Regions from separate parts of the Homo sapiens genome. Here region 2 is linked to region 1. Evidence: chromatin loops called from intact Hi-C (ENCODE). Cell type or tissue: K562. All regions are shown on one strand. Links, peaks and the distances in the headings refer to the core of each region. The heading gives the core; the rest is flanking DNA.

The links. Hi-C counts contacts between places; a loop is a spot of excess contacts. Peaks named below come from ENCODE experiments on the same cell type or tissue, not always from the same donor. Only the 100,000 strongest peaks of a DNase experiment are listed, where the experiment ranks them.
Region 2: a loop joins it to region 1, with 6 times the contacts of the local background. A loop is called at or near these places in 55 of 110 quality-filtered maps.

Annotation. Positions count from the first base shown.
Region 1 is chr14:64,333,864-64,350,506 of GRCh38, forward strand. It overlaps a transcript of ESR2 not described here and the pseudogene TEX21P. Among named protein-coding and RNA genes, the nearest start is that of MTHFD1, 46 kb to the right of the region's middle. RefSeq lists a silencer at 4,715-4,844 and enhancers at 5,005-5,054, 5,113-5,795, 5,295-5,344, 5,415-5,474. In K562, for the core only: a CTCF peak has its summit at 10,471 (motif pointing right); a DNase peak (open chromatin) is centred at 10,478; H3K4me3 peaks cover 67 bases.
Region 2 is chr14:64,626,913-64,643,555 of GRCh38, forward strand. No RefSeq gene overlaps it. Among named protein-coding and RNA genes, the nearest start is that of PLEKHG3, 69 kb to the right of the region's middle. RefSeq lists an enhancer at 6,206-6,708. In K562, for the core only: a CTCF peak has its summit at 9,954 (motif pointing left); a DNase peak (open chromatin) is centred at 9,969; H3K27me3 peaks cover 1,780 bases.

The sequences.
Region 1 (16,643 bases), core at 5,528-13,527:
TTCTTTACCTAAATAGAAGGCATTTTAAAAATTATTTATAATTTTAAATTTAAAAGTTCATTATTTCAAAATCATATTTTATATATAAATATATATTAAGGTCAAATCTTTCAAATCTGTGTGTTCCAGTGTTCAATACATTTTTAAAATAAAATCAAGTTAGCACATATAGCTTGGAATACCGTATTTTATTCTGATCAACATAAAAATTATTTTTTAAAAGAGTAAATTGTACCAACAATGAATTCTGTAAATCCTAGTAGAAAAGAACATTAAGTGTATGCTACTTTGGGCCATACTTGTTTTGCTTTATGATGTGTCCTAAAGGGGAGTGTGTTCAGTCTTCTCACTCTACCACCAAACCTAGTAGATTACAAAGCAAACCTGTATTATCTGAAAGGAACCCAAAAGTGGCTTTGTTGAGGGATCCAGCTAACGGCCTCTTTTGAGACACTGATTGACTGAGGATGAAAAATACATTTCTCAGGTGGCTCATTCACATGTCACAGAAGGCTTCAGTTCTTCCCTGGCTGTTGGGAGTAGGCCTATTTCTCACCAAATGTGCCTTTCCACAGCACTGTTTGATATGTTCTCATGACAAGGCAGCTGCTTTACTTCAGAGTGAATGATCGAAGAGAGAGAACAAAAAGGAATTCATGACCTATTGACATACCTCCACATTGGCCATATTCTACACATAGAAGCAAGTCACTAAATCCAGCCTACATTCAAGAAGAGGAGAATTAGCCACCACCTTTGGAAGGAAACACTATCAAAGAAATTGTGGTCTTATTTTATTTTTTTGAGACATTTGCTCTTGTTGCCCAGACTACGGTGCAATGGTGCGATCTCAGCTCACTGCAACTTCTGCCTCCTGGGTTCAAGTGATTCTCCTGCCTTGGCCTCCCAAGTAGCTCAGATTAAAGGCGTGTGACGCCAGGCCAGGCTAACTTTTGTATTTTTAGTAGAGACGGGGTTTCACCATGTTGGCCAAGCTGGTCTCAAAACTCCTGACCTCAGGTGATCCGCCTGCCTCGGCCACCCAAAGTGCTGGGATTACAAGCATGAGCTACCACGCCCAGCCTGTTGTCTTATTTTAAAACCACTACAGGAATACTGTTTGTGTAGGGTTTTTTCCTAAAATATTTTTAATAAATAATGGTTTTTCCTAAAGTAATATATACCTAGCACTGGGGATATAAACAAGAGAGGCAAACCCCTTACAGAGCTTACCTTCTATTGTGACAAGCCAGTAAACATGTATAAAAATTAATGAAATAATTTTAGATAATAAGTGCTGTACATAGAATAATGTAACAGTGATCAGGGAAGGCACACAAAGGAGTAACTTTTGTTAGTGTGACTAGAAAGGCCTCCTGTGATACATTAAGATAAATGGGGTTATACTATGCATTCTATTAGATAACCTGACTTTATCATTTAACAAAGCTATCTGTCTTAACTTGGGCTGCTATAACAAAATATTAATACCACAGACTGAGTGGCTTTAAAAACAGACATTCATATCTCATGGCTGTGGAACCTGGAAAGACCAAGATCAAGGTGACAGCCAGTTCAGTTCCTGGTGAGGACTCTTCCTAATTTACAGATGGCTGCCTTCTCACCATGTCCTTAAATGACTGACAGAAGAAAGCTCTGGACTCCCTTCTTCTTTGTATAAGGACACTACTCCCATCGTGGGGGCCCCATCTGCGTGACCTCATCTAAATCAAACTACCTCCCAAAGGCCCTGCCTCCAAATACCACCACATTCAGGGTAAGGGCTTCAACATATGAAAGTTCAGGGGACACAATTCCGTCTATAGCAGCTATCTCCCATATCTACACATTTATATCTTCCCTTTAACAACTGCATCCATCTTGATGAAAACTTGTACCTTTTTACAAATGTAAACAATGCTGTGATAAACACCTTTTTTTTTTTTTTTTTTTTTTTTGAGATGAAGTCTCACTCTGTAACCCAGGCTAGAAGTACAGTGGCGTGATCTCGGCTTACTGCAACCTCCACCTCCCGGGTTCAAGTGATTCTCCTGCCTCAGCCTTCCAAGTAGCTGGGATTACAGGCGTCCGCCACCACGCCCAGCTAATTTGTGTGTGTGTGTGTGTGTGTGTGTGTGTGTGTGTGTGTGTGTGTGTGTGTATTTTTAATAGAGACGGGGTTTCGCCATGTTGGCCAGGCTGGGCTCGAACTCCTGACCTCAGGTGATCCATCCACCTCGGCCTCCCAGAGTGCTGGGATTACAGGCATAAGCCACTGTTCCTGGACAACACATTTATAAATATATATGTGTACAAGCTGTGATAAACACTTTTACACATATTTGTGTGCACATATTAATATTTTTGTAGGATAAACTTCCACAGGTGAAATTATCAATGGAAGCACAATTTTAAGTTGTAGATAATATCAAACTGCCCTTCAAAATGGTTGTAAAAATTTACACTTCTACAAAAAGGAGTAAACACTGTTTCCTTACTAACTTTATGTATAAATATTTCTATCATAAGATTTTATGTATTTTTATTACCTTACAAACAGGCCATTCTCAGTCTTCATTTTATTTGATCAGTCTGTAACATTTAACAGTTAATTACTCTTTCTTTCACAGAACACATTTTTCACCTGTCTTGTAAGGCAGCATGCTCTTGGGGTTTTCCTCATAACACACTGGACTCTTCTTTTCAATCTTCCCTCCTGTTTCCTTCTCATCTCCTTGAATTCTAAACACTGCAGTGTCCTAGGCATCGGTATTTGGTTGTCTCCACCTAAACCTGTTCCTTTGGTGGGATCTCATCCAATCTCATGAATTTAAATGCCATATCTCCACTTGGATGTCTAAGAGGCAAGGTATTTAAAAACATTTAAAGCCAAACTTATGATTGTACCCCCAAAACCTGGTCCTTCCAGTATCACCTTATTTCAATTCAGTAAATCACAACTCTATTTTTGCGCTTGCTCAAATCAAACCCTTGCTTTCTTTCTTATATCCTAACTTCCTCTCTTCATTCAGATTTTTCTCATCAGATTCTGCCTCCCACTGCCATTCCTTGCCCTTTTAATTTACCTATTAAAAAAATAGATGAATCTCTAAAACTATATATTTCTTTACTTGATCATTGTCCTCCCCACCAGAAGATGAGCTGAGGGCAGGAACAGTTCACTACGGTATCTGATTCAATAATATCTCTAGCACCTATAGCAGTGTTCTTGGCACAGAGTGGCACTCAATAATTATTTGCTCAGTAAATGAATGGCTTGTACTGTTCACACTCATCAGTACCATGGTTGAAAACCAAGCTGTTGAGGTAGCAAGGGTAACAAATTGAGAGATAAAGCATCTGGGTTTGGGGCCTAGCCCAGGCACAGGTATGCAGCTGTAGGCAACTTATCCTTCAAAGTCGATTTCATCATCTGTAAAATGGGGTTTATGCATTTCCTCAGCATAAAAACCAGTTGAAATGGTCAATATCTACTTGGTATTACAAGACACAAAAGTTTCACTCCCTACAACTTACCAGGAATATTTGCTTCAATTCCCTTCTTAATTTCACTTGCTCAGGTATAAAACAACTTAAGTGGACATTTTCAGAAGCTCTTATATTACACTGTACCTCTAAAATATCCGCTTGTGCAAACTTTGAGAACTGTAAAAGCAATTACCAGAAAAAAAAAATCACGATTCCTTAATTCTATTATGCTGATGGTTGCACCACTCTGTAAATATGCTAAAAATCATTGAATCCATTAAAATGGGTGAACGTTATGGTATGTACATTATACTTGATAAAACTGTTAATCAAACAAAAAAGAGATTATCTAATTCCATATGTGGGACTACTATAAAATATCCTCAGAATATAGGAATAAGAAAAAAATACTAAAAGCCCCCCAAATTTTTTTAAAAGTCTGTTTTACATGAGCTCTGCCAGTAGTTGAAACAGGCCACCGTCAGAAACGGCTTGTAAAAGAAACCCGGTATCTGGTCAAGTCCTAAGTGACCTGAACCACGCACCTTCAGAACCATATTGGGATGACTGTAACCTGAGCGCGGTTCCTCCAGCAGAGCAAGCACATTCATCGGACTCAGTAACTCAAGGGGCCAGTCCTCTCCAGCATCCCAGCTGCCGCCGCCCTGTCAGGCTTCCCAGGCAATCGCCCATCTTATTCCTTCTCCAGTGTGGACGCCTACGAGGAGGGAGCGTCCCCTCTCGACAGTTAACTGGCATCTAGCTTATGAAGCCCGCGTGGATTCTCCAACCCCAGACCTGCTGGGGGGTGGGGACGTGCGGGTGACAAAATCCAGACTACGACCCTCCCTGAGCCCTGGCAACCCCGGGGTGACCCCAACACAGAGGGGGCCACGCGCGCTCCAGCTCTGACACTCCTTCCAGCTCGGCAGGGCCTGAAACAGGGGGCTGCGCTTCACCCACTGCTGAGCGTCAGATTCAGCTGAGGAGATTCTAAAAGCGCGGTGCTGGGCCCAGACCCAGGCACTCCAGAGCAGAACGCGGAGGGGCCCGACCCCAGTCTGGCGGCGCAGGTGTGTGACAAAGTCGGAAGGCGCGCCAAGCTCTCCAGTTCCACATCTGCTGTAGAGTCCAGCGCCCGCCACGCTCCCGCGCAGGGACCCGCCCATTACTGCCTGGAAGCCGGGCGCCCTCACACTTCTGCACCGCGTCCCCAGAGCTGAGGAGCATCCGGGAGACTCGCCGCCCGAACCCGCGAAACTGTCCTCCCTCCCGCGAGGCCGCCCCGTCCCCCTCCCCGCAGACCGCCCCCCCTCCCCGCAGACCGCCCCGTCCACCCCCCGCGAGGCCGCCCCGTCCGCCCCCCCACCCGGCTCCTCTCCCTGATTGGCTCGAATCGGGCGGGTTCCGGCGTGGGTTTCAGCCCCTCTTCAGGCGGGTTTCTAGCCACATGCAAAGGTGCTTTCTGGCCCGGCTCTTTTCACCCGCCAATCATCCCCTTCAGCCAGTCATCACCGACTTCCTCCACGTTTTCCTTGTCCTCTCCGGCCGGCAGTGTAGCAGCAGCAACTCCCTACGTTGAAGTCGTCTCCCTCCGTCCCCGCCCTTACTTCCTTTTCCCTTAAGGACCTCGCGCGCGCTTCCATATTCAGAGGGGCGCAGGCGCGGTAGCGCGGCCTCCCGAGCTGTTGTAAGCACCAGGTTGCGGTGGAACGTGCACCTTCAGTTGGGCTGCACGGAAAAGTGGTCTCCGCATAAACAGTTGCACTTGCCCCTAGGGAATGTTGGACCACAGGAGGGGACCTGAAGTACGATGTACAGGCCCTAATGGTCCCTCTGTATGGAAGCGAACACTTGCAGGGGAGGGGCCCAGCGGGATAGGCCGGGAACAAGGAGGCAGATCTCAGCCTGCCACACCTGAAGACAAGTACCTTGCAGCTGAGGAATGGGGCCCCAAGCAGAATTTTACTGTTGGCTGTGCCCCTGGCTCCTGTTCTGGGGCAACAGACTCCTTTATTTGACCAGAAAACATTTCTGCCAGCCTACTTGTGGCTGCCTGAAACCCCATAATTCAGAAATCCAGGCCACGATTTCTTTCTAGTTTTGAGATAAAGAAAATTCGAGTTTAGTGAGGTGACAAGACTTGATCAAGGGTTGCAAGACTGATTAGTGACGGATGTTCAACAAGAACCAAGTTCTCCTTACAAGCCCATTGCTTTCTCCACTGTTAGTGTATTACCATTTTATTAGTGGAACTCCATGCTCTCCCCTATTTGCCATCTCCCAGTCCTGGTCCTAGAGTAGTAGTTGTTGTTGTTGTTTTGTTGTTGTTGTTGTTGTTTTGAGACAGAGTTTCACTCTTGTTGCCCAGCTGGAGTGCAATAGCACGATCTCGGCTCACGGCAACCTCCGCCTCCCAGGTTCAAGCGATTCTCCTGCCTCAGCTTCCCAGGTTGCTGAGATTTACAGGCATGCGCCACCACGCCTGGCTAATTTTGTATTTTTAGTAGAGACGGGGTTTCTCCATGTTGGTCAGGCTGGTCTCCAACTCCCGACCTCAGGTGATCTGCCCGCCTTGGCCTCCCAAAGTGCTGGGATTAACAGGCATGAGCCACCACGCCCAGCTCCTAGAGTTACTTTCTAGTTTGGCCTCAGAAAAATTCAGCACTCCAGTTGACCTCTCCCTGTCCAACCCCAAATGAGATCGAATGCTTAACTAATGGATCTGATTGCCATACTTAAGCCACCATTGTTCATTTGGGTAGTTTCCAGTTTCCGGCAATAATGAACAATGCCACCGTTAGTAATATTGTAAATGTCTTTGTATAGAATATGCACACATTTCTGGCCAGGCGAGGTAGCTCACGTCTGTAATCCCAGCACTTTGGGAGGCTGAGGCGGGCAGATCACCTGAGTTCGGGAGTTCGAGAAATCAGCCGGACCAGCATGGAGAAACCCTGTCTCTACTAAAAATACAAAAAATAAGCCAGGTGTGGTGGCGCATGCCTGTAATACCAGCTACTCTGGAGGCTGAGGCAGGAGAATCACTTGAACCCAGGGGGCAGAGGTTGCAGTAAGCCAAGATCGTGCCATTACACTCCAGCCTGGGCAACAAGAGCGAAACTCTGTCTCCAAAAAAATAATAAAATTTAAAAATTTAAAAAAGAATATGTACACATTTCTGTTATATATGTTAAAAACAAGTAGTTTAGACAGTTCCTCTTCAAAGAGTTTCACTTTGTTACAAACAAGGTATTCTTCTCCAAGAGGTCTTTACTTCCTTGTACTGTCTGTCCTGAAGTCTTATTTCTCTGTTCTTTGTCTACAGTAATCTTGCCTGCCAATCTATCAGCCCCTCCCATCCTGCTGTGCTCAGGCAAGACAGCCAAGAAATCACCCCCTCCCTGCTGTAACAGCTTTCCCAGAAAAATTGATCTTCCCACCTTCCCACTTGAAAACCGCATTCCTGCACTTTTCAAGTTAGCCAACCAGGTTCAGCTTAGATCGTGTGGTCCAACTCCAGCCAATGGAGGCAAGACGCAGTAACAGGGACAAGCTGCATTAGAGATAATAAAACCCCCTGCTTTCCTTTGTTTGTGCGTCCTCTCGTGGCAACCAGACCTACGAGGGGCACCCTCCTGAAAGAGTAAATTTGCCTTGCTGAGAAAATTTATATTCGAGTGCTATTTTCTTTTATTTTGTGGCACTGAAAAATTTGCTTCTAACATGTATGTAGAAGTGGGACTACGTCTTCATAAGGCATGCATGTATTCAATTTTAGTAGATGCTAACTACAGCAAGCAAAATAATGGGTCCCCCAAAATATCCTTGTCCTAATCCCTGGAACCTATGAGTATATTAGGTTACATGGCAAAAGAGAATTAAGTTTACAGAGTTTGCCAAGAGGTGGCCTTAAAATAGGGAGAGCATTCTGGATTGTCCAGGTGGGCCCAACTTAATCACAAGCACCCTTAAAAATAGAGAAGAGGGAGGCAAGAGAAGGAGAATCAGAGAAATTGTAGAATCAGATAAAGAACCAGAGAACAGTAGCTGTGAGAAAGACTGGATGGGCCTGATCAATTCCTACTAGTTTTAAAGATGGAGGAAGGAGGCAATGAGGCAAGAATGTGGGTAACCTCTAGAAGTTGGAAAAGGCAAACAAATGGATTTTCCCCTTTCCAGAAGGAACACACCCTGTTGACACTTTAATTTTAGCCCAATGGGACCTCTAGAACTGTAAGATAATAAATTTGTACTGTTTTAGCCACAAAGTTTATGATAATTTGTTACAGCAGCAACAGAAAACTCGTACACTGCCAGTCTTCCAAAGTAATTTTATCAATTTATATACTTAAGGAGCTTTGAAAAAAATATCCATACTTCAGCCTCATACCACAAACTGAACTGGAATCTCTGGATAGGCCTAGGAAAAAATAATTCCTTAATTAGGTCATTTCATAGCATCTTGAAGGTTGAGAATCATTTATCTAAAGCCTTAAATCTAAATCCAATTCTTATCATTAAAGAAGAGTGTGGCAGTGATTTGGACACATGATTAAAAGCTTTTCTAGGAAACAGTGTTCCAGGTCCTTGAAGGATCTCCCCTGTTTGCTCAGAGTTAACACAGCTAACGTTTTGCACTGCCCCATGATTGAACAATCAGTTCCTACTAACACAATTCATAAAGGAGCATTAACACTAAGCCCTCTTTGTTTTTACAAGAGATTTTTCTTTAATATGCTCAGAAAGTGGCTCTTTCAGAAACTGGCCCACCTTAACACCTTGGCCTTCATGGAGAGCTTGGCTGTAGGAGCTGGTAGGGCCTCCATTTCCTGAGAGAAGGGTGTCCTGGAAGGAGGAGAGGGTCTGCCTGTTTCATGCCCAGGCTCCTGTGTGCTAAGGCTGCAGCAGGCAGATGACCCTTGGGCCGTGGCTCTGGGGAAATTCTGAATAAGAAGGTGGTTCTTACAGCTTGAGCAGGCTGGGCTGCAAGTGGAGGCTCTGGTCAAGGTGTCCCTCACTTTTCCTCTTTTGCTAGGCTGGTGATATTATTGAGAGGAAGGATAAGCAAGTTTCTTACATTGCAGCCAGGGATCCTAGAATCTGGGGAAAGAGCCTCCTTCCCCAAGTTTGCAGCACAGCTTCTTTGGTAGCGATACCACTAACTACTGAAGTTCACTCGGCAACAAATTTATAAATCCTGAGAAGCCTTGGGCAGTTTCTATCACAAAGGTATGTCATCAAAAAGAATGAAGGGTGATGTAATGTTGAAGCTAGTATCCATGTACCTTCCTGACAGATGTCAAATATTACAGTGCTTCCCTTTAAAATCAAAATATTTAGGCTGGGCACGGTGGCTTATGCCTATAATCACAACACTTTGGGAGGCTGAAGTGGGTGGATCACCGGAGGTCAGGAGTTCGAGACCAGCCTGACCAACAAGGTGAAACCCCGTCTCCACTAAAAATACAAAAATTAGCCGGGCGTGGTGGCAGGCCCCTGTAGTCCCAGCTACTCAGGAGGCTGAGACAGGAGAATTGCTTGAACCTGGGAGACGGAGGTTGCAGTGAGCCGAGATTACGTCACTGCACTCCAGCCTGGGTGACACAGCAAGACTCCATCTCAATAAATATATAAATAAAATCAAAACATTCCATGGCATGCTGAGATCCTTACAGTGCACCAGTGTGCCTTGGCACACAGTTTGGGAATCATGGCTGTGGCCATTTGGAAAGTGATTCTCATTTATCCCTTGAATGAATATTCAAGATAATTATTTTGTTCCAAAATGGTACTTCTGTAAGGTCCAGTATAATCTCACCCCGCCCATGCTGAAGAGCTCTCTAAAACAGGCATCGAGTCCCACAGGCCTGTCCAGATTCTGACTTGTTCCCACAGAGGATATCTTGGGTACATCTAAAACTACCTCGGAAGGTGAGCAGTTTCCATTTTTATTTTAAATTTTAAATTTTATTCATTTATTATTTTTTGAGACAGAGTCTCACTCTGTCGCCCAGGCTGGAGTGCAGTGATCTTGGCTCACTGCAACCTCCACCTCAGCCTCCTGAGTAGCTGAGAATAGTTTCTTGAAAGTCACTAAGCTACAAACAACCATTACAGAAATCAAGATATGTTATTAGTTTGGGTCACCCAGGTATTATGTACAAAGAATTGGTACTAGAAATTTAGTCTTATTAAACATTATTAAATGTAATATATTCTACTTTCAAACAATATTTTTAAGCTAGAAAAATGGTCTCTTCTATTACAATAACTCTATTTAAAATTTCCTTTGCATTTAAATTTTTTCTTGCTTTTACACTTTTATAGAGTAAACTTAATTTTATTGCTGCTTATTTTGTTATTTTTCATCCATAAGGTAATTACGTTTTGGACTTCTGATTTGCTGAATGATAATACCAGTCCCCTAAAAACACATTTTTCTACCCATCCTCCAAAAACCATAGTGATCAACACGGAGATCAAATAAAAACTACCTATAAATCATGCCTAAAGCAAAACTAGAGAATACCACAAACTTCAATTTGCATGTTAGTGGGGAAATAAATATTCTAAACCAGCAGAGGCAGCTACAGAGGAAGGTGCAGCTAATTTTCACTGGTGTAGAACACAGACAACCTTACCCCCAGAAACAAGACAGATCATAAATGGTGAAATACCAAGAACAAATCTGAGATCTGGTGGATCAGAACACTGACAAATGAAGGAAAAGCAAGGGTCTTGGAAGCACATGAGACCAAAAATGGCAGTTGTAGAGGGCAAGGTTTCTGAGGGGAGAGGGAGGTAGTTGTGTTCCTTGGAGGCTTGGTAATAAAGGAAAAGAAAAAAGCAAACAGTGGAAATTAATATGTTTATACAAATGAGACAGTATTACAGAATCAGACATCATATAAACCCTCACTCCCAAAAAGGCTTGATCTAGTAAACTTTAGAAACTGCACTCACTGTGCCAACAGAAGAGGGTAGTATTGAGCTAAGGAACCTAGTGAGTAAGCCCTGCCTCCAGCTACCCTAAAGTAGAAACATCTGAAGACCAGAGCAATTCAAGGAATTTGAAAGTGAATACAGACAAATGGCAAATTATATTCACATAAAATTACTTTAAGAAGAAAATAGAAAGACACTATCATCTAAACTGTTCAGGCGATGAAAAAAAAAATACTCCCAAAAGACAGCCATGGGCCGGGCATGGTGGCTCACACGTGTAATCCCAACACTTTGGGAGGCCAAGGAAGTTGGATCACCTGAGGTCAGGAGTTCAAGACCAGCCTGGCCAACATGGTGAAACCCCATCTCTACTAAAAATACAAAAATTAGCCGGGCATGGTAGCACTGCCTGTAATCCCAGCTACTCAGGAGGTTGAGGCAGGAGAATTACTTGAACCCAGTAGGTGGAGGTTGCAGTGAGCCGAGATCATGCCATTGCACTCCAGCCTGGGTGACAAGAGCGAAACTCCATCTCAAAAAAAAAAAAACAAAAAACAAAAAAAAAAACACAGCCGTGAAACACAGGACAAATATTTGACACAACACCCCTGAAAAAAATTAAATATCAATTTTTAAAGGATTTGCAAAAATGGGGGGAAAAACTTTATTTTGAATCAGAAATGTAATAATTCAGAATAGTCCAAGATATCTAGATGTGAGAGTTGAACTCAGGCAAGAAAACACTAAATCATCTAAAAAGTGAAGAGTGAACTACAAGGTGACCAAAGGAAAACAGATTTGACTGAAAATAAAATAAGGGACTAGACACGGTGGCTCACACCTGTAATCCCAGCACTTTGGGAAGCCAAGGCAGGAGAATTGCTTGAGCCCAGGAGTTTGAGACCAGCCTGGGCAACATGGTGAAACCCTGTCTCTACAAAACATACAAAAATTAGGTGTGGTGGTGGCACGCCTATAGCCCCAGCTACTCGGAAGGCTGCAGTGAGAGGACTGCTTTAGCTCAGGAGGTCGAGGCTGCAGTGAGCCATGAGCATGCTACTGCACTCCAGCCTGGGCAACAGAGTGAGACTCTGTCTCAAAAAATAAAAGAGAGGAATAGAAACAATCAAGAAAGTGAACACACAGAAGTTAAAGAGAGAAAAAAGTGAAAATGCTAATATCATGACTTTATGTTTTAAGCATATCTTAAGGTATAAGTTTCATAAGCAACTAATATATGGAGAAGTGACATATAATTTAAAAATTGCCCCAGATGATCAGTTGGCCTTTAAAAAATTCTCTCGAAATATTTGCTTTATAAGTATAGTGAAAATCTAAGCAAGTTAAGAAGCACTACTATATTCTCCTAGACAGTGACACAGAAAGTGACACACATGGTTTCCCCTGAGCTTCACATGATGACACATGATGTCATAGAACTCTACACTCCTGGTCACTTGTTAGAGTATATAAAATAATCATATATCCCATCCCTAGCCACTGTGGGTTTAGCAGGGATAAGCACTTGACCTAAACTGGGTCAATAAGACCTTTTCTTGGGATTCTCTCTCCTGTCACAGAAACTCCATATAAATCTCCATGGTTGCCAGTGATCATGTTTCCTGTCATGGAGAAAACCAACCAGCAGTCAGACAGATGAGCTGACACATAGATGCCAAGAAGTGACCATGAGAAAGGGCTTGTAGGTTCCAGGTGCTGATCCTGGGGCCCAGGTGTATCTCCGCCCACCTGGAGGTTAGGTTGTTTAACTCATGATTCCATAAGCCAATATTCCCTTTTGTCAAGTTAGTTACAGTCTAAGTAGGCGTGGGTGTTTATCACTTCAACTAAATTAATTTTAATTTTACTATTTTGAAAAAACCTCTTGTTCTTGTCCTGATACTTCTTCAGGTGCGCTCTTTGCTGTTGGGGGCTCAGAAGTGACAGCATCTAACATCTGCTGGGTCTTCTCTTTGTCTGATCTTGCCTTTTGCTCTGCAGAGTCTAATGTAGTTTTCAAGTTTTCTGTTTTCACAACTGCCTTCTCTTTCATCGTTTCAACATTTGCCTTCTCTTTCATCCTTTCAACATTTGCTAAAGATTGCCTGAGCTCTTCAATTGTTTTGTCCTGTGACAGCATATAAGATGGGGGAAAGGAAGGAAATAACTAGGATTAGATCTCTTCTAAATAACAGTTATGATAACTCTTGCTTCTTTTCCTTTTCTTTCTTTTTTTATGAAGACAGAGATATATGGAAAAGAAAAACATTCCAAAATTTCTGAATTAAGAGGACATTTCTCCATGATCGTGCTCATCAATAACTATTACTTAGCACTTTTATTAACTGGCCACTTGGGATTTAAAGAGTCTTAACATGTTTTCTGCATCCTCAAAGGTCTTAAAGCCCTACATTAATCAAATACAGAAATACAGAAGATAATTGGCATTTCAGTAAGAGAAATATTGCTGATAAACTGGCATATCAGTTGATCAGTTATTTAGTGCCTGTTTGGCTTAAGGCATAATTTTTGAAATAGTATAACTGAAGTTTGATATGGAGAAGGTCCAAAGAAGAGTCCCCAAAATGACTACAACTTTTAACTATTACCCCAATAAGAGACACAAGTGAAACTAAAACAAAAAACAGACTGGGTGAGGTAGCTCACACTTGTAATCCCAGCACTTTGGGAGGCCAAGGCAGGCAGATCACTTGAGGTCGGGAGTTTGAGACCAGCCTGGCCAACATGGTGAAACCCTGTTTCTACTAAAAATACAAAAATTAACTGGGCATGGTGGCACGCGCCTGTATTCCCAGCTACTTGGGAGGCTGAGGTGGGAGGATTACTTGAACCTGGAAGGCAGAGGTTGCAGTGAGCCAAGATCACGCCACTGTACTCCAGTCTGGGTAACAGAGCAAGACTCCATCTCAAAAAGAATAATAATAATAAAACAAAAAACAAGGGATTTGTAATAATAACACTTAGAATACAAGGAGGAGGATATATGGATATATGGGGGTTTCAATTGTATTGGTAATATTTGTTTCTTAAAATGAGTGGTGAATTCCAATTTTATTCTATATGCTTAAATATATATTCTTTTGTATGTATGTAAAATAATTTTAATATTAATTTTTTTAGCTTCAATGAAAAGCATGCTGCTAAAATGGTAAAAGACCAAAGCTTTAGTGAATTTCTGAAAGCCTCACTTCCTTTACTTACTTTAAGGACATTTACTCTTGTCAGCTGAGTTTTCATATTTTTATTTGACAATTTCAAATCACTGAGCTGTCTCTGAAGTTTCTGAATTTTCTCCTCCAATCTTTGCGTAGTAGCAATCTGCAAATTCTGCCAAATATTCAATAACATTTGTTTTGTTGCATGTTGTCTTTCTCTAGCTTTTTGAACTTCTTGCTATGCTTGTCTATCTGGGAATGCTTAGTCCCTGAGTTTTCCTTTGCAGAAATCAACAGTATTGAAGTAAAAAATTGTGCTTTAAGATGTTATTATACACTAGCATAATACCACATCCACTCCAGACTAACACACTGCAGGCTTAACAATACTTCCATAAGTAAAATATTTTTCACCATAAATAAGCATTATTAAAATAATCAAGAAAATAAAATATGACAATAAAAGTGATGACTCAGGACTACCAAGAGTACAATGAAATAGATTTTATAAGCACCAAGCAGTAGCATAGATTAGTTCAACTTTTCTAGGAATGTATTATAAAGAAATAATCAAATATGTGGATAAAGATTCACACACGGGCCGGGCACTGTGGCTCAAGCCTGTAATCCCAGCATTTTGGGAGGCTGAGGAAGGCAGATCACGAGGTCAGGAGATCGAGACCATGGCCAACATGATGAAACCCGGTCTCTACTAAAAATACAAAAATTAGCTGGGCGTGGTGGCAGATGCCTGTAATCCCAGCTACTGAGGAGGCTGAGGCAAGAGAATCGCTTGAAACCGGAAGGCGGAGGCTGCAGTGAGCGGAGATTGCACCACTGCACTCCAGCCTGGGCGAAAGAGCGAAACTCCGTCTCGGGGAAAAAAAAAAAGACTCACACAAAGATATTATTTATTTTATTTTATTTTTTAAGTTAGGGTCTTGCTCTGTCGCCCATGCTGGAATGCAGTGGCGTTATCACAGCTCACTGAAGGCTTGACCTCCCAGGCTCAAGTGATCCTCCCATCTCAACATCTGGAGTAGCTGGGACTACAGGGTGTGCACACCCGGGCTTTTTTTTTTTTTTTTTTTTTTTTTTTTTCCCTCAATCTCCTGGGCTCAAGTGATCCTCCTGCGTTGCTCATCCAAGGTGCTGGTATTACAAGGGTGAGCCACTGCACCCGGCCATAAAGATATTCAGATATTCTTTTTGAATATCTGAGAGTTTCGCTCTTGTGGCCCAGGCTGGAGTGCAATGGCATAATCTTGGCTAAATGCAATCTCCGCCTCCTAGGTTCAAGTGATTCCCCAGCCTCAGCTTCCCGAGTAGCTGGAATTACAGGCGCTTGTCACCATGCCTGGCTAATTTTTTTATTTTTAGTAGAGACAGGGTTTCACCATGTTGGCCAGGCTGATCGCAAACTCCTGACCTCAGGTGATCCGCCCACCTTGGCCTCCCAAACTGCTGAGATTACAGGCATGAGCCACCGCACCTGGCCCACAAAGATATTCTTTACAACATTATTCATAATAGAAAAAACTGAAACAATGCAAATGTCAAAAAAGAAAAATTATTATATGATAGATTATTCCCTAGAAATTAAGTTTTCAAAAATATTTATTAAGAAAAATTAACAATGATGTAGTTAATGAAAAAAGCAGGATTAAGAAAAACTATGTACATCTCAATGATGATAAAAATATACATGGAAAATAATCAGAGGGAAATATACCTATATTTAATACTAGTTATCGCAAAATGGTGGGATTACTGGTGATTTCAATTTTATTTCTATTATTTTCTACTTTACAAATCTTCACTAATACACATGATTTTTTAATTTTTTGAGACAGGGTCTCACCCTGCCGCTCAGGCTGGAGTGCAGTGGTGCAATCACAGCACACTGCAGCCTCGACCTCCCGTGCTCAACCCATCCTCCCACCTAAGCCTCCCCAGTAACTGGGACTACAAGTGTGCACCATGCCTGGCTAGTTCTTAAATTTTTTGTAGAGATGGGGTGTTGCCATGTTGTCCAGGCTGATCTCAAATTCCTGGGTTCCAGCTATCCACCCACCTCAGCCTCCCTAAGTGCTGGAATTACGGACATGAGCCACTATGCCCAGCTGAATTAATTTTATTATGAGAAAAAAATTAGTTATAAAATGTTATTACAAAAAAGTTATGGTAAATGTTTTAATCCATTACAAGAAATAACATATTAAGGAACAAGAATCAGAATGGCATATTTTCCTCAATAACAACCCTAGAGATTAGAAGACAATGAAGTCCGTGTGTGAAAATAAAGTCTAAACCCAGCTATCAATTGAGTATGATGATTCAAACAAAAAAAGACATTGTCATTCACACAAGGACCTCAAAAAATGTCGCTCTCCAAGGCACCATTTCTTAGGAAGCCATTGGAGGATGTGTTCCAGTAAAATAAGAAAGGAAACCAAAAAAGAGGAAGAAATGTGATTCGGCAAACAATGAAACCTAACCAGGAGATTAGAGAAGGAAAGTCATGGCATCATGGCTGTGCTCAGGCCCACAGAGTAAAATCCAGACTGAAGCAAGGGAATGAAGGACTTTGGGAGAGAAAAAATGGGAGATTTTTAAAGACTAAAGGATCATCTGATACAGATTTAGGCAGGAAAAAAACCTTGATAAATGAACACTGAAAATTAAACGTATGAAAATATAAGGAAGGTATTAACTGTAGGAAAAATAAAATGCAATACAAGAAAGAAAATGTACCAAGAATATAGTACTTCATGCTTTTGTAAACATTTAGTATCACGGTAAAGTAAATGCTGATTATGCATTTAGCTTAAAATATCAATATAACCAGATTGGGAAGATGAAAGGAGCAGGTAGGAAAGTGGTATGAGAGATGAAATTTCATCTATCATATAACAGGAAATCAACAACATGTCTAATATAGATAACTCGAGATAAGGCAGTTTAAAATTGTTTAGGAAAATGGAAGTTACTATCAGAAACAGCTAAAAGAGTTAAAGAGTTCCCTCTGGG
Region 2 (16,643 bases), core at 5,411-13,410, 290 kb after region 1:
TAAGTAAATATATACTTTTTATTGAATTAAGTAAGCATTTACCCTGATATAGGCTAGAAGCCTTTTTAAAAGGTTATGACCTGGAGAAAGTCATGGCAAAATTTTTGCAGAGCCCAAATTCCAGATCACTCCATCCATTTAACATTTACTGAGTGCCTACTATATGCTGGGCACAATAATAGATGTTTGGGATACAAAAATGAATCAGATATGAACCTGTCTTCAAGAGGGCCACAGGAGGTTTTTTAACTAAGGGGAAAAAAAGCATTGCAGGAGTTGGGCAGAATCAGAGAGGTTGTTTAGAGAAGTGGATAAAAGCATGGGTCCTGGCCTCAGGCAGATGAAGTTTTAAATATTTATCTAAGCCTAAATTTTCTTATCTGTAATGAAGGATAATCATCATTTCTGTTTATTGTAAAGGTTGTTGTGAGAATTAAATGAGCTAATGCATGAGGCTCACTTTGCACACGGCATGGCTTGCACTAAACACAGTAAACACAAAGGGTCCTGATATGGTTTGGCTCTGTTTCTCCACCCAAATCTCATCTTGAATTGTAATCCTCACATGTCGAGGGAGGGACCTGTAATCCCCATGTGTCAAGGGAGGATGATGATTGGATCTTGGGGGTGGTTCCCCCATGCTGTTCTTGTGAGTTCTCACGAGTTCTGATGGTTTTATAAGTGATTGGAAGTTCCTCCTTCACTCTTCTCTGTCCTACCACCTTGTGAAGAAGGTACCTGCTTCCCCTTCCACCATGATTGTAAGTTTCCTGAGGCCTCCCCAGCCATGTGGAACTGTGAGTCAATTAAACCTTTTTCCTTTATAAATTACCCAGTCTCGGCTGGGCAAGGTGGCTCACACCTATAATCCCAGCACTTTGGGAGGCCAAGGTGGGTGGATCACCTGAGGTCAGGAGCAACATGGTGAAACCCTGTCTCTACTAAAAATACAAAAATTAGCCAGGTGTGGTGGCTCATGCCTGTAATCCCAGCTAATTGGGAGGCTGAGGCAGGAGAATAGCTTGAACCCAGGAGGTGGAGGTTGCAGTGAGCCAAGATTGCACCATCGCACTCCAGCCTGGGCAACAAGAGCAAAACTCCATCTCAACAAACAAACAAACAAACAAAAATTACTCAGTCTTGGGCAGTTCTTTAGAGCAGTATGAGAACAGATTAATACAAGTCCCATAGAAAGAGCAGTGTGTTTCACATGGGGAGGCAGTGGTCACAAAAGACTCCTCAGTGGGGGACTCAAGCGAAGTCTCCAAGGATGAGTGGAGGTTCAAGTAGGCAGAGAGGAGGGTGTGTTAGATGGGACGATGTCGAGGAGAACGATACACAGTTCTTCTAGGTCCAGCAGATGAAGGAGCCCCAGGAAGCCACTGGGGGAGGGCTCAGTGCAGAAGCTGCCATGACTACTCCCTACCCAACACACAGCCTTTGGCAGTTTCCGCTCCCCTCCATGGGATCTCTGTAGTGTCACCTATGCATTTAGAGCACCCTGAACCACCACACTGACCCCTAGGATGTGCTTCAGCTACATCCCCAAGCACATGGAAGATATGCACACAGCAATGGGGTGACCATTTGTGAGTTGTCAGACTTCAGCAGGGCGGGGCCAAACACCACCTGAAACTGCCTTGGTGCCAGGCTCTAAGCATTTCACCTATATTAACTCCTTTAACCCTCACAATGAGCCAAGAAGGTAGGTACTATTATTTGTCCCATTTTATAATTGGGAAAACAAAGGCACAGAGAGGTGATGCACTTTGCTTGAGGTCACATAGCTAGGAAATGGTGGAGGAAGGCTTAAAGACAAGGCAGTCTAGTCCAGAGGTGGGGCTTCTAGCCACCATCCTATGCTGAAAGCATGATAAGGGGTAGAGAATCACAGTCTTTACTGTTTCTATGGGTGTAAATACCACTTCAAGTTGCCTTTTGAGGAGAGTTGGAGACCTATGTACAGCTCACTGAAAATCTAAAGACTATCTGCACACTCTTCCCAGAAAACACAAGGTTGCAAATGTAATTCTAGTGGGTTGTGGGTCCCCTGAAGACTATCTGTGGACGCTACAGGCCTGTGAACTTGAGGTTAATGGGTGTGAGATTTCCAGTGTGGCCTGGAGACAGGGGTGGGGGAGGGAAGTGCGTTTGCTGGAGAGTGCCAAGCAGGGGGCAGACTGGTTCTGAGGCCATGGCCAGGCCCAGCTGAGCGCAGATGATGTGCTAGCCAGGCTGGCCGTGACTGCGTGCTGCCCAGCTCACTGCTTAGCTCTTTGGAGATGAAAGTGCTCGCCTCAAACTCTGAATCATCCCTTGCTATTTCTTTACATATTTTTGCAAGAAGGAAGTCTTTATTTGGAATGATTCACGAACATCTTATAAATCAAGAGATACACAAAACAGACTTCAAGGAGCTATAGAAACCTACAGAGACACAGAAGCTATAAAAACAAACTGTTTCCAAGGGCCCTGTGCTGTGGCAAAGCATGTCTCACATGCAGGGAAAAGAAAATTAAAATCAACCCTGTAAGAGATAGATTAGAAATCTAGTTAATATAATGCACAGCTATTTTCTTTTTTAATAAAGGGAGTCAAGGTAATACATACACATGATTAAAAAGTAAGAAATTTGGCTGGGGGCGGTGGCTCAGGTCTGTAATCCCAGCACTTTGGGAGGCCAAGGCGGGTGGATCACCTGAGGTCAGGAGTTTGAGACCAGCCTGACCCACATGGAGAAACCCCATCTCTACTAAAAATACCAAAAATTAGCTGGGCGTGGTGGGCGCCTGTAATCCCAGCTACTTGGGAGGCTGAGGTAGGAGAATCGCTTGAACCCAGCGGGTGGAGGTTGTGGTGAGCCGAGATCATGCCATTGCACTCCAGCCTGGGCAACAAGAGTGAAACTCCGTCTCAAAAAAAAAGAAAAAGGTAAGAAATTTGGAAAGTCCAGCAATAAAATCCAACAGCTGCATCTCTCCCCAGCTGAAGTCCCAAACTCTAAACGTAACTACTTTTACTTTTTCTGCTTTTGCTGCTTCTGGGAGCTACCTTTTTCCCTCTAAATAATATGCTTACCTTCTGTTGTTCTGCTCCGACAGACTAGGATTTAGATATGTCACCACCCTGTGACCCCACCATTTCTTTAGAGCTAAATTCCTATTTTTCACTCTATTGCATTGGTTAAGAATGTAACTTTGAAATGCAGTTGGCCCTCTGTACCTGTGTGTCCTGAATTCTTGGGCTCAATCAATCACAGATCAAAAGCATTTGAGAAAAAAAATGACATCTGTACTGAACATGTACAGACTTCTTGTCATTATCCCCTAAACAACAGAGTATAACAACTATTTACATAGCATTTACATTGTATTAGGTATCATAAGTAACCTAGAGATGATTTATATGGGAGGATTTATGATTTATAGTGGAGGATTGCATGGGTTATATGCAAATACTACACCATTTATATCAGGGACTTGAGTATCTGCAGATTTTGGTGGAGGGTCCTGGAACCAATCCCCCATGGGTACCGAAGAACAACTGTATATATACTTAAGTCTCTATCTCTCATTCATTCCACTTTTGCGAATCTGTCTTGTTTCCCTACTGTACAGATGAGAAAAGGAGGTTTGGAAAGATCATCCCTTGCCCAAGACCACATAGTTGGTAAATGGTAGAGCTGGATACAAGCCCAGGTCAGCCCCTACCATCCCCAGACTACAACTACTGTGGTCCCCGAGACATTTTTGCCTGACACCTATCCCTGAAGGGGTCAGCTGCTATTTTTACACCTGTTACTATGCAGAAAGAGAAGTCTCCCCCAGGACTCAGCTCTGCTGTGGATACCACATTAGCAGGTGGAAGAGGGGGGTTTACAGAATGGATTGCAGAGGACAGCAGTTCAGTCCTGGAAGTCTTGGACCCATTTGAATTCCGTCATTCTCTTGTTGCCAGAAGCAGGATTAAGAGTTACTCCAGGTTATTTTAAACCAATAAAGGTTGTCAGGTGGCAGTCTGCTCAGAGGTTCCCTGTTCAGCACTGTCACTCAATAGTAGCAAAAGACAACAAAGGTGTGGAAGTGAGTAGCTCTTTGCCTAGTGTCCTGCCCCAAGTCTGGAAAGACAGTAGAGGTCTCACTGGTGTCACCCTCACTGGGAGTCTCCCTCCTCTATGGAATGGTGGAAGACTGTTCTCATCACTCTTTGATAATTTAAATCCCAGATCAGACCTGGGTACAGCTGATAATAATTGTTTCTCAAGCTTTTTCAGTTGATCTACTAGTAGATCTGAATACAGAGCCCAACCTGTAATCCCAGCACTTTGGGAGGCTGAGGTGGATGGATCACTTGAACTCAGGAGTTTGAGACCAACCTGAGCAATGTGGCAAAACCCTGACTCCACTAAAAATACAAAAATTAACTGGGCATGGTGGCATGCACCTGTAGTCTCAGCTACTCAGGAGGCTGAGGCAGGAGGATCACCTGAACGTGGGAGGTCAAGGTTGCAGTGAGCTGTGATCCTGTCATTGCACTCCAGCCTGGGTGACAGAGTAAGACCTCATCTCAAAAAAGAATGCAGAACTCAAGGCCCATGGCAGCATCTATGTAGTGATGGGCTGGTATATTTTTTTTTTTTTTTGAGACGGAGTCTTGCTCTTGTTGCTCAGACTAGAGTACAATGGCACAATCTCAGCTCACCGCAACCTCTGCCTCTTGGGTTCAAGTTATTCTATGGCCTTAGCCTCCCAAGTAGTTGGGATTACAGACATGTGCCACCACGCCTGGCTAATTTTGTATTTTTAGTAGAGATGGGGTTTCTCCATGTTGGTCAGGCTGGTCTGAACTCCTGACCTCAGGTGATCCGCCCACCTTGGCCTCCCAAAGTGCTGGGATTACAGGCATGAGCCACTGCGCCCAGCCTATGCTAGTAAATTTTTAACAACTGGCTCTCCTTGAGGTGGGGGCTGATATGTAGCATTTACCAATTTCCATAGTGTAAATACTCCCACTATAGTTGATTTTGAGCTACCTGAATTTACTGAACATGAAATTGGGAAGAAACACACAGTAACAATTCATTACAAAGTATTTCCATCATACAAATGTAACAGATATAATAACCCAGAAAACATAATAGTAAAATATAAGAAAATAATTAGAAAATGATGATTTTTGAGTATTCAATACTTTTTAAAAATTTTGGTCATATTTATAATTTGATCTTTAATAATGGCCGTGTTTAACTGGCTCACAAAATTCCTGAAAATTTAACAGCCAGCTCTTGGGAGCTGGTACAAACCCACGTCAGCATGCCACTGCTCTTGTGGCCAGCTTAGGAATTTGCCACTGGAACTATGGCAACGAGTCAGGAAGCTGGTATCAATGAGAAGAAAGTGGCCAGTCTAGAAATCATAAAATGCCCAGGAGGATGGGTTCTGGTCACACCGAGAGAGCAGGCCAGGATAGGCTATATCTCTGAGATTCGAATACAGCTGGAATTTTATTCAGTGTACTCAGATGTGCAAAAAAGGACAGGCTTCTTTGTGATTATTCTTATCTTCCTCTAAGGCTTCTATTGCCTCTGGTGGGGGCAGAGGACTTCACTTGTCTATGAAAGGTAACTCAGGAGAACTAATTTTCTTTCCATTTAGTACAGTCTCTTCCAGATGATCTCGGCCCCTCTTGAATAATGGTCTAGTCTTTCCAATCTCTCCCCACCCCCTTGCTTGTTTAGCAAAGCTGGTGCGATATTTGCTAACACTGCCGTAATAAAGTGCCACAGATGGAATGGTTTACACAATAGGAATTTATTGTCTCTCACTTCTGGAGGCTGGAAATCTGAGTTTAAGGTGTTGGCAGGGTTGGTCCCTTCTGAGGGAAGGATCTGTCCCAGGCCTTTGTCCTTGGCTTGTAGCTGGCTGTCTTCCTCCTGTGTCTCTTCACATGGTGTCCTTCCTGTGTGCATCTGTCTCTGACTTCCCTTTTTTTTTTTTTTTTTTTTTTTTTTTTGAGACAGAGTCTCGCTCTGTCGCCCAGGCCGGACTGCGGACTGCAGTGGCGCAATCTCGGCTCACAGCAAGCTCCGCTTCCCGGGTTCACGCCATTCTCCTGCCTCAGCCTCCCGAGTAGCTGGGACTACAGGCGCCCGCCACCGCGCCCGGCTAATTTTTTGTATTTTTAGTAGAGACGGGGTTTCACCTTGTTAGCCAGGATGGTCTCGATCTCCTGACCTCATGATCCACCCGCCTCGGCCTCCCAAAGTGCTGGGATTACAGGCGTGAGCCACCGCGCCCGGCCGACTTCCCCTTTTTATAAGGACACAAATTATGTTGGATCAGGGGCTCACCCTACTTCAGTATGACCTCATCTTAACTAATTATATCTGCAACCACTCTGTTTCCACATAAGGTCACCTTCTGAGGCACTGGAGGTTAGGATTTCAACATAGGAATGGGGCTGGGCACAGTTCAGCCCATAGCAGATGGTATGCGGCTACAGAAGCATCAGGATGGGAAGGCATGTGCTCGTGTCCTTGTGGGGGTGGAGGCCCGGAGGCCGTCTGCCACATCCTTCCCTGTCTTCACTGTAGGGTGGCTGGGCCGGGCTGGGCCCCCACCATCCTATGCCTGCCACTGGCTTGCTCAAGTGAAGCTGGTCCCACCTGGCCCTTTTAGCCCCTACATCTGTGTTTCCTCTGGTCATTTGGTTTTTGCATTTTGTGGCGTCTCATTCTCCCCCAACCTTCTGGAATCCACTGGTTCTAAGGACTCAACCCCTTAGGGCTTTGGGCCCCCCAGCTGCCTCTACATTCACCTTGCAGGGCTCAGGGCTCTGTGAGGCTGTCCGGCAGCCCACCTTCAGCCTGGGGGGCCCATGTTGGACCCGGACCTTCCCTAAGACACTTGAGGAAAGAAAAAACAGCCCCACTGTTCTGGAGTTTCCTAAACTTACCCAACAGGAGCCTTCTAAACCTACCCAAGTGGGGAGTGGGACCTGCTCCCCTTCCCTGCCCCACATACACTATTTGCCTTCTACCTTCTCTCTCCCTCAGCTTCCCACACTGGAGATACAGTCTATTTTCCCCCAGATGAGTGGGTGCTTAAGTTATCTCTACCTAAGGCTCGTAGTAGAAGTCAACATAGAACTCTAAGCTATACTTTTGATCGTTAAAGTGAACTTTTTAGAATTTAGAAAAAAAATTATCTACTCAAAACCAAGTCTTCCTTTCAAGAGTAGTGGCCTTAATTTTTTGATCATGCATTCCTAACAACAAAAAAAACTTAAGCACATACATAAATGTATATTTAATATATTTGTGTATGCCATATATATTAATATATACTTGGTTATATATGTATATATGGTAACATGTATATCTGTATATGGTAGATATACATGTAACACTGTATTAATATATTACATGCGTTATAACACATACATCCCAAAATGGACATTTTAAAAGATAAGGTAAAAAATGAAAATAACAATTCTAATATTTGCTTTCTGTCCCCATTGTGCTGTCTTGGGCACACCCCACTTTAGAGACAATTTTTCACTACTATTGTCTTGCAAGGGATTAAAAAAAATGAATTTGGCAACCAAAACTAAGCAGTGAACTGGTTGTTCCCAACAGTATCTCTCTTTCCCTGAAGCATAGAAACCTGTTGATTAAATGAGTGGAGAGCCACAGAGCATCATGATTTAAGTGGAAAGAAAAATATACCCCTTCAATATATTCAAGAATATAAATTCCATTCCATGGAAACCAAATACAATGGGCTGGCCCTGATTGCTAAGGCCTGAGAGCAAAACAGACTTTCTCAGGAAGGAGAGCGGGAAGGAAGAGCCACCAGGAGGTGCACAGGGAACAGGGCAAAGAGTACTGAGTTCTGTGTGTTGGGAATAAAAAAGGACATGCAGTCGGAATCAGGGCTTCACTGTGTTTCCCATGGGCTGAGCAAATCCCCCTTTTGAATAGCATATGGCATTGCTAGTCCACATGGAAGTCCCCATGTCTGAACACCAGTCCTGATTGTAGGTACAGTCATAGGACATCCTTGTACGTATAGCATTTCCCACATGGGAGCATTTGAGAACCCAGGAAGTCAGAGGAATTAACTATAATTCTGTCCTTGCATTTCAATAAAGACCTCGGACAAAGACTGGGGGATTTCCAGCAACTAGTCACTTACCTTAGATTTGTTATGTTGGTTATGTTGCAGTGTGGTCAAGTAGAAAAGCAGAAAGTTCTTGAATCCTGGCTACTGCTTGTAAGTTAGCTGACTTTGGACAAGTTGACTGTGCTAAGCCTTGGTTTCCTGTCCATAAAATGGCCCAATACTAAATAATACAATCTATACATAGTGTCTATCATATCGCATGGCACACAGTAGGCATTTAGCAATCCCCATTAAAGTTAGCCAATAGGCAAAGGACAGACTTAATAAAAGTTTCCCCTCAAATTTCCTAGCATCTCCTACCTGCCTGATGCCTGCCCCTCCAACCAAATCTTGGAGGGGTTAAAGTGGTCTGTTTAAAAAAAAAAAACTTTTTAGGAATGTTTGACTTTTTAATTAACTTTAAAATTAATACAATTTTTGCATAAGAAACGACAATCATTAGGAAAATTACCAATGAGTTTTTTTGTGTTTTGTTTTGAGATGGAGTCTCACTCTGTCACCCAGGCTGGAGTGCAATGGCACAACCTTGGCTCACTGCAACCTCCACCTCCCAGGTTCAAGTGATTCTCTACTTCAGCCTCCAGAGTTGCTGGGATTACAGGCGCCCACCACTATGCCCGGCTAATTTTTGTATTTTTAGTAGAGACGGGGGTTTCACCATGTTGTCCAGGCTGGTCTCAAACTCTTGACCTCAAGCGATCCACCTGCCGCGGTCTCCCAAAGTTCTGGGATTACAGATCTGAGCCACCGTGCCCAGCACCAATGAGCTTCTTACCATGTTTATTTTGAACCATCTCCCCTCCACTTCCATAGTATTTGCATCTGGATTTGATGCGAACTCCCCAATCATGATACATTCACGTTTTTTATATGAAGCTCTTGAAAATCTGACCATCCTCAAAATCAAAAGGAGTGTATGAGGCCAGGTGTGGTGGCTCAGGCCTATAATCCCAGCACTTGGGGAGGCCAGGGTGGGAGATGGCTTGAGTCCAGGAGCCTGAGCAACATAGACCCTGTCTCCACAAAGAAACAAAAACAAAAAAAATTTTTTTTAACTTGAAAAGATGTGTGTCACCCATCCCCAAACCTGGGACTTCAGGCTGTACGGCAGATGGTAGAAGTACTTATGTGAAGGCTGTGGGTGGGAGGAGACACTTCTCACTGCTGCTTGCAGCTGAACCTGCAGTAGCTCCCTACTGGAGGTGCAGGCATAAACCTGGCAAAGCCTCTATTGGGCCTGAAATGTCAGCAAACAGCCGCCACCTGTAGTTACTCGTGTGGGTACCAGCGCTATCCTCAGATGGCCTCTCTCACGGTCTCCCTGGAGGTGTGCTGGGTTCCGGGGGAATCACAGCTGAGCTGAGCCACTGGAGTCGGCTCACCAGATTTGCACAGAGCTGGCCTTCCAGGAAGTGGGGCAGCAAACTGGCAGGTGGGTGACGAGGGTGGCAGGACAGGCGGTTGAAGCTGGGGATTGGAAATAATCCTCCTGGAGGTGTTTCTGGAAGGACAGATCTGTGGTAAGCATCACAGTGAGGGGCTTGGGCAGCCGAGAGCAGCTGGTGATGCGCAGGGAAGGAGGTGCCTGCTCCTATTTCTACTAAAGCCTACTCTGTTTATTTTTACTAAAATGTTTTAAAAATAAAATGTATAAAAAGACGAAGTTTTGAAAATTACAACACAGGCATGGTCTTTCTGCCCCCACGTTTGTCTTCACGTCTCTAGGGCGACCTGTTGGAGGCCCTCGTGGGCTCTGGCGGAGTGAGAAACACTGCCACCTGCTGGGCCTTTTGAGAATGTCAGTGAACTCCGCCCGCCAAACCCAGTTCCAAACCTTCCCCTCAGTTGCAGGTTCCGAGATCTGTGGCAGGCTTTGCCACTGGCCCCAGGAAGGAGTTACTCAGCTGACCAGAATATAGAGATAATCAGCTAGACCTTGTTTTTTACCTTGAAGAGAACTGGATTAAGTGAAAATTTCAATACTTGCCTCCTGAAATAATCTATTTTGTCCTACAATTTTATTGCCTCCATAGAAATGAATACAGCCAAATAGCACTAGATTAGATAAGCAGAACTGTCCTTTAATAGCTTCAGCCTTATCAGCTACGGGACATGGGGCAACCTTCAATTTAGTAGTTATATCTACCACACAGAATTATTTTAAGGATCCAAAAATCTTGGCACATAGTAAATGCTCAATAAATATTAATAGTAGCTCTTATTCTTTTTTATTTTTTGACACGGTCTCATTCTGTTGCCCAGGCTGGAGTGCAGTGGCACAATTATAGCTCACTGGAGTCTTGAATTCCCAGGCTCAATTAATCCTCCCACTTTAGCCTCTTGAGTAGCTGGGACTAAATCGTGCCTCGCTAATTTTTGTATTTTTTGTAAAAACGGGGTGTCGCCATGTTGCCCAGGCTGGTCTCCAACTCCTGGGTTCAAGCTATCATCTGCCTTGCCCTCCCAAAGTGCTGGGATTACAGACATGAGCCATGGCACCTGGTTTTATTATTCTTAATTTGGTTCTAAAATACTATATAATCTAAGAAGATGGTAATATTAACCCATTATTAACCTAATATTTGGTCAGGGAGTGTATTTTAGATAAGCCTCTTTGTTCTCTTTGGCTAGGGTTCGGTCCTAAGTGAGGCATAGATCATGGGAATATTCTATGATGATGGAAATGGGCTATGCCAGCCCTACCCACTCTGTTATGCAGGGTCATCCTGCTCTACCATTCTCATTTTCTCGAAAAACAAAAAAAGAAACCAAAAAAGCACACACACATTGCAACATACACCAAGAACTCTGACCAGAATGTGCTGACCAGAAAAACTACAGCTGACACGTGGAGGAGAGGAGATAAAGGCTGTGAGGATTTCTTTTTTTCTTGAACCCCGGAAGGCCAATGTGTCTGGGCACGTTTACTTCTGGCCTTAGAATTTTAATGTAAGCCACTAATTAAAGTTCAGATGTGATTCACCAGCACATTAAAACAAAACAAAACAAAAACCCCTAATATATTGAAACAAGTGAGAGGAGGGTGGATGATGAGAAATTACTTAATGGGCACGATATACATTATTCTGGTGATGAATGCATTGAAGCCCAGACTTCACCACTAACAAGATACCCATGTAAGAAAATTGCATTTGTCACAGCCATAAAAAAGAACGAAGTCATTTCCTTTGCAGCAACATGGCTGCAGCTGGAGGCCATTATCCTAACGCATAGGAATTAATGCAGGAAGAGAAGAGCAAATACTGCATGTTCTCACTTATAAATGGGAGCTAAACATTCCACTCTCATGGACATAGAGATGGCAAAAATAGACACTGGGGGCTGGGTGCGGTGGCTCATGCCTGTAATCCCGGCATTTTGGGAGACTGAGGCAGGCAGATCACCTGAGGTCAGGAGTTCAAGACCACCCTGGCCAACATGGTGAAACCCATCTCTACAAAAATTAGCCGCGCATGATGGCGGGTGCCTGTAATCCCAGCTACTTGGGAGGCTGAGGCAGGAGAATAGCTTGAACCCAGGAGGCAGAGGTTGCAGTGAGCCGAGATCATGCCATTGCACTCCAGCCTAGGCAACAGAGCAAGATTCCGTCTCAAAAAAAACAAAAAACCCCCCCAATCCAAAAAAAGAAAAAAAAAATAGACAATGCAGACTGCTAGTGTGGGAGGGAGGGAGAAGGGCAAGGGTTGAGAAACTATTGGGTACTATGCTCACTGCCTGGGTGACAGGATTGATCATATCCCCAACCTGAGCACCATGCAATGTGCCTGGGGAACAAACCTGCACATGTACCCCCTGCATCTAAAATAAAACTTGAAATTATTTTTTAAAAGAGAAAAGAAAATTGCATTTGTGCCCCTTAAATTTATGCAAATAAAAAAGAAACATATTGAAACAAAGCAAAACAAAAATTAGAGAGGCCATCTAACGGCAAAGCCCTGTGTGCTGGGGAGTGCAGGGGGTGGGGGAATGGAGGAGAAGATGTTACAGGAAAGGGGTCCCCATCTAGACTCCAAGAGAGGGTTCTTGGATCTCATGCAAGAAAGAATTCAGGGCCAGCCCACAGTGCAAAGCAAAAACAAATTTATTAAGAAAGTAAAGGAATAAAAAGATGACTACTCCATAGACAGAGCAGCCCCGAGGGCTGCTGGCTGCCCATTTTTATAGTTATTTCTTGATGATATGCTAAACAAGGGGTGGATTATTCATGCCTCCCCTTTTTAGACCATATAGGGTAACTTCCTGACGTTGCCATGGCATTTGTAAACTGTCATGGCACTAATGAGAGTGTAGCAGTGAGGATGACCAGAGGTCACTCTTGTGGCTATCTTGGTTTTGGTGTGTTTTGGCCAGCTTTTTTACTGCAACCTGTTTTATCAGCAAAGTCTCTATGACCTGTATTTTGTGCCGCCCTTTTACCTTATCCTGTCATTTAGAATGTCTTAACCGTCTGGGAATGCAGCCCAGTAGGTTTCAGCCTCATTTTACCCAGCTCCTGTTCAGAGTTGCTCTGGTTCACAGGCCTCTGACAGGACCACAATAGGAAACTCACTTAGCTAAACATCTGCCAAGACAGTGAGAGAGAAAAGAGGAGGGGAGGGAGAGGGAAGGTAAGAGAAAGTGAGAACAAGGTTCTGTAGAGCCAGGAAACCACCCCCTGAGCAGCTCCCTTTCTCTGCAAGACTTGCAGTGGAGGGCATGAAGCATAACCAGATGCAGCTCCTCTGTGAGGAGACTCAGGGCCTAGGACTGTTCCTTGGCGTTCAAACTGTTGCAGGATTGTACCTGAGCCTCAGCCCTTGATAGTTTTCATCAGATACCCTCCTGGCCTGATGTGAAACCAGGCAGCACTCCATTCATACACAAGTTTCCCCTTTGTTCACAGAGGTGCAATCTACACAAAACGCGCAGTGAAAATGTGCACATGTTTTTAGGGGGAGACTTTGTGTTGGCATATCCCAACTTAGGAATCCATTGAACTGAGCATTGCAGGTATGTACTCATATAAATTATGTCCTGTGAAAAATAGGAAAGAAGAGCACATCTGATCACTGTAAAAGCAGTTAATTCGGGCCAGGCGCGGTGGCTCACGCCTGTAATCCCAGCACTTTGGGAGGCCGAGGCGGACGGCTCACGGCTCATGGAGTCAGGAGTTTGAGACCAGCTTGGCCAATATAGTGAACCCCCGTCTCTACTAAAAATACAAAAATTAGCCGGGCACGGTGGCATGCGCCTGTGGTCCCAGCTACTCGGGAGGCTGAGGCAGAAGAATCACCTGAACCCGGGAGGTGGAGGTTGCAGTGAGCAAAGATTGCGCCACTGCACTCCAGCTTGGGCAACAGAGACTTCATCTCAAGGAAAAAAAAAAAAGCAGTTAATTCTTAATTTTTTTTTTTTAAACAGGGTCTCACTGCAACCTCTGCCTCCTGGGTTCAAGTGATTCTTGTGCCTCAGCCTCCCAAGTAGCTTGGACTACAGGTGCCCGCCACCATGTCTGGCTAATTTTTGTATTTTTTGCTAGAGACAAGGTTTCACCATGTTGGCCAGGCTGGTCTCAAACTCCTGACCTCAAGTGATTTGTCCACCTTGTCCTCCTAAAGTGCTGGGATTACAGGCATAAGCCACTGCACCCAGCTGTAAAAGCAGTTAATTCTATCTTGTAGTCTCATGAATGGGCATTGTTGACAGACGAAAGACCACCCTCAAATTCAACCAATCATAACTCAGCAATGCCCAACACCTGTCATTGGGGTTTAGTGACTGAACCTGGGCTTAGCTGCTTTGTTATAAGCAAATTAGATGAATTGAAAGAGTTGAATCATTTGTGCTTGTTAACAGCAATTAAACAAAACAAGAGATTGCAGTAAGAGAAAAAAATTGAACCAGGTCATTCACAAGGTAAAGAAGCCAGCTTTGGCAGGTTATAGCTTGTTTATGTGTGACTTCAGCCTTAGGTAGTTGTAATATAATCAAGGGATGGAGTAGGGTCAGGAGTATAGCCTGCAAGTTCTTTAGGAAGTGTATGACATGCATTTTATTTCAATGCTAATCTAAAATCATAGCAACGTGAGCATAATTTGGTTCATTTTTATGTCCACTCTGAATTTATGACAGATTTCTACCATGTGACTTCAAAGTGATGCTTTGCATATATGTTTATGATTACCTTGGGGCCATATGATTATCCAAAGTGACAAACTTTAAATTTTCCAAAATAGACTTTTTTTTGAGACAGAGTCTTGCTCTCCTGCCCAGGCTGGAGTGCAGTGGCGCAATCTTGGCTCACACAACCTCCGCCTCCCGGGTTCAAGTGATTCTCCTGCCTCAGCCTCCCGAGTAGCTGGGACTACAGGCGTGCACCACGATGTCTGGCTAATTTTTGTATTTTTAGTAGAGATGTGGTTTTGCTATGTTGGCCAGGCTGGTCTCGAACTCCTGACCTCATGATCTGCCTGCCTCAGCCTTCCAAAGTGCTGGGATTACAGGTGTGAGCCACTGTGCCTGGGCTTTTTTTTTCTTTTTTGAGACAGGCTCTCACTCTCTCACCCAGACTGGAGTGCAGTGGTGCGATCTTGGCTCACTGTAGCCTCAAACTCCTGGGCTCAGGGGATTCTCCTTCCTTGGCCTCCGAAATAGCTGAGACTACAGGCACACACCACCACACCTGGCTAATTTTTAATTTTTATTTTGTAGAGTTGGGATCTCTCTATGTTGCCCAGGCTGATCTCAAACTCCTGGGTTCAAGTGATCCTCCCACCTTGACCTCCCAAATTGCTAGGATTACAGGCATGAGTCACCATGCCTGCCTGACTTCATTTTTTAGAGCAGTTTTACATTCACAGTAAAATTGAGCAGAAGGTACATAGTGCACATATGCCTCCTCCCACGACGTGCAAAGCCTCCACCACCACCCACATCCCACACCAGAGTGGTACTTTTGTTATAATCAATGAACCTATCACACATCACTACCACCCAAAGTCCATTGTTTACATTTGGATTCACTCTTGCTGTTATACATTCTACGGGTTTTAGCAAATGTGTAATGACATGTGTCCACCATTATAGTATCATATGGAGTAGTTTCACTGCCCTAAAAATCCTCTGTGCTCTGCCTATTCATCCTTCTCCATCCCTTAGCTCCTGGCAACCACTGATCTTTTTATTGTCTCCATAGTTTTGCCTCTTTCAGAGTATCATGTAATTGGAGTCATACAGTATATAGCATTCTCAGATTGGCTTCTTTTGATTAGTAATATGCACTTAAGTTTCCTCCATGTCTTCATGGCTTGATAGATCATTTCTTCTTAGTGCTGAATCATATTCCATCAAATGGATGTACCACAGTTTATAAGAGTTTAACTTTTAATGCAATCTTTTTCAAATTAAAGTATTCTAAAGGACTCCTCAAGTTATAAATTGGCTGAACACTTGGTTTAAGTTCCTGGAGAGCTTTATAAAGCTTTATAACTCCTTGCAGCATAATGAGGTCACAGGGTAAACCCATGGATGTTCAAATCTCAACATAGAGTGTAGAAGCATCTTCTATGTTCACTGAAATTCCTTTCCGTTTCTTCCTAGGTACTCAGGTAGGCTCACTGTCCCAGCCTCCCTTGCATTTAGATGTAGCCAGTTCATTCTGGCTAATGAACTGTGAGTGGGAGTGGTCAAAATGGTTAAGAAATTAATGTGTCAAGATAACCAGACAGGTCAGTATAGAAAAGTCAATTGTATGTCTTTGGAAAGTGAAATTGCAAAAATAGTTCCCTTGTCAATAACATCAAAAAACACTAGCTAGGAATAAACAACAAAAGATATGTAAGACTTCTATACCAAAAACTACAAAAAAAGAGGCATATACTACTATGTCCATGGATTGAAAGAATATTATAAAGCTGTTAACTTCCCCAAATTTATTTATAGATTCAATTCAATTCCAATCAAAATCCCAGCAGACTTATATGTGTACATGTAAAAACTGATAAGCAAATTTTGAAATGCAAAGTGCTAAGCACAGCAAAGACAATCTTGAGGAAGAACAAAGATAGAAGATATAAAGCACTGATTTTTAAGCTACCATAACTAAAAGTGCATGATAGCAGAGAGAGCATAAACAAATAGACCAATATAATAAAATAGAGTCCCCAAATGGACCCACACATAAACAGTCACCTAATTTGCAACAAAGTTCCCACTGCAATGAAGTGGGAGGAAGAATGGTGTTATTCAACCAGGAAAAAACAAACCTTGATCTCTACATCATATCAAACGCAAAAATAAATTACAGATAAATCATAGACCTACATGTGAAAGGCAAAATAATAAAGCTTCTAAAAGATAACATAGAATATCTTCATGACCTTGAGGTAGACAAAGATTTCTTGAATGGTTCACAAAAAAATACTAACCATAAAAGAAAAGATTGACATTTCATAATTTTGT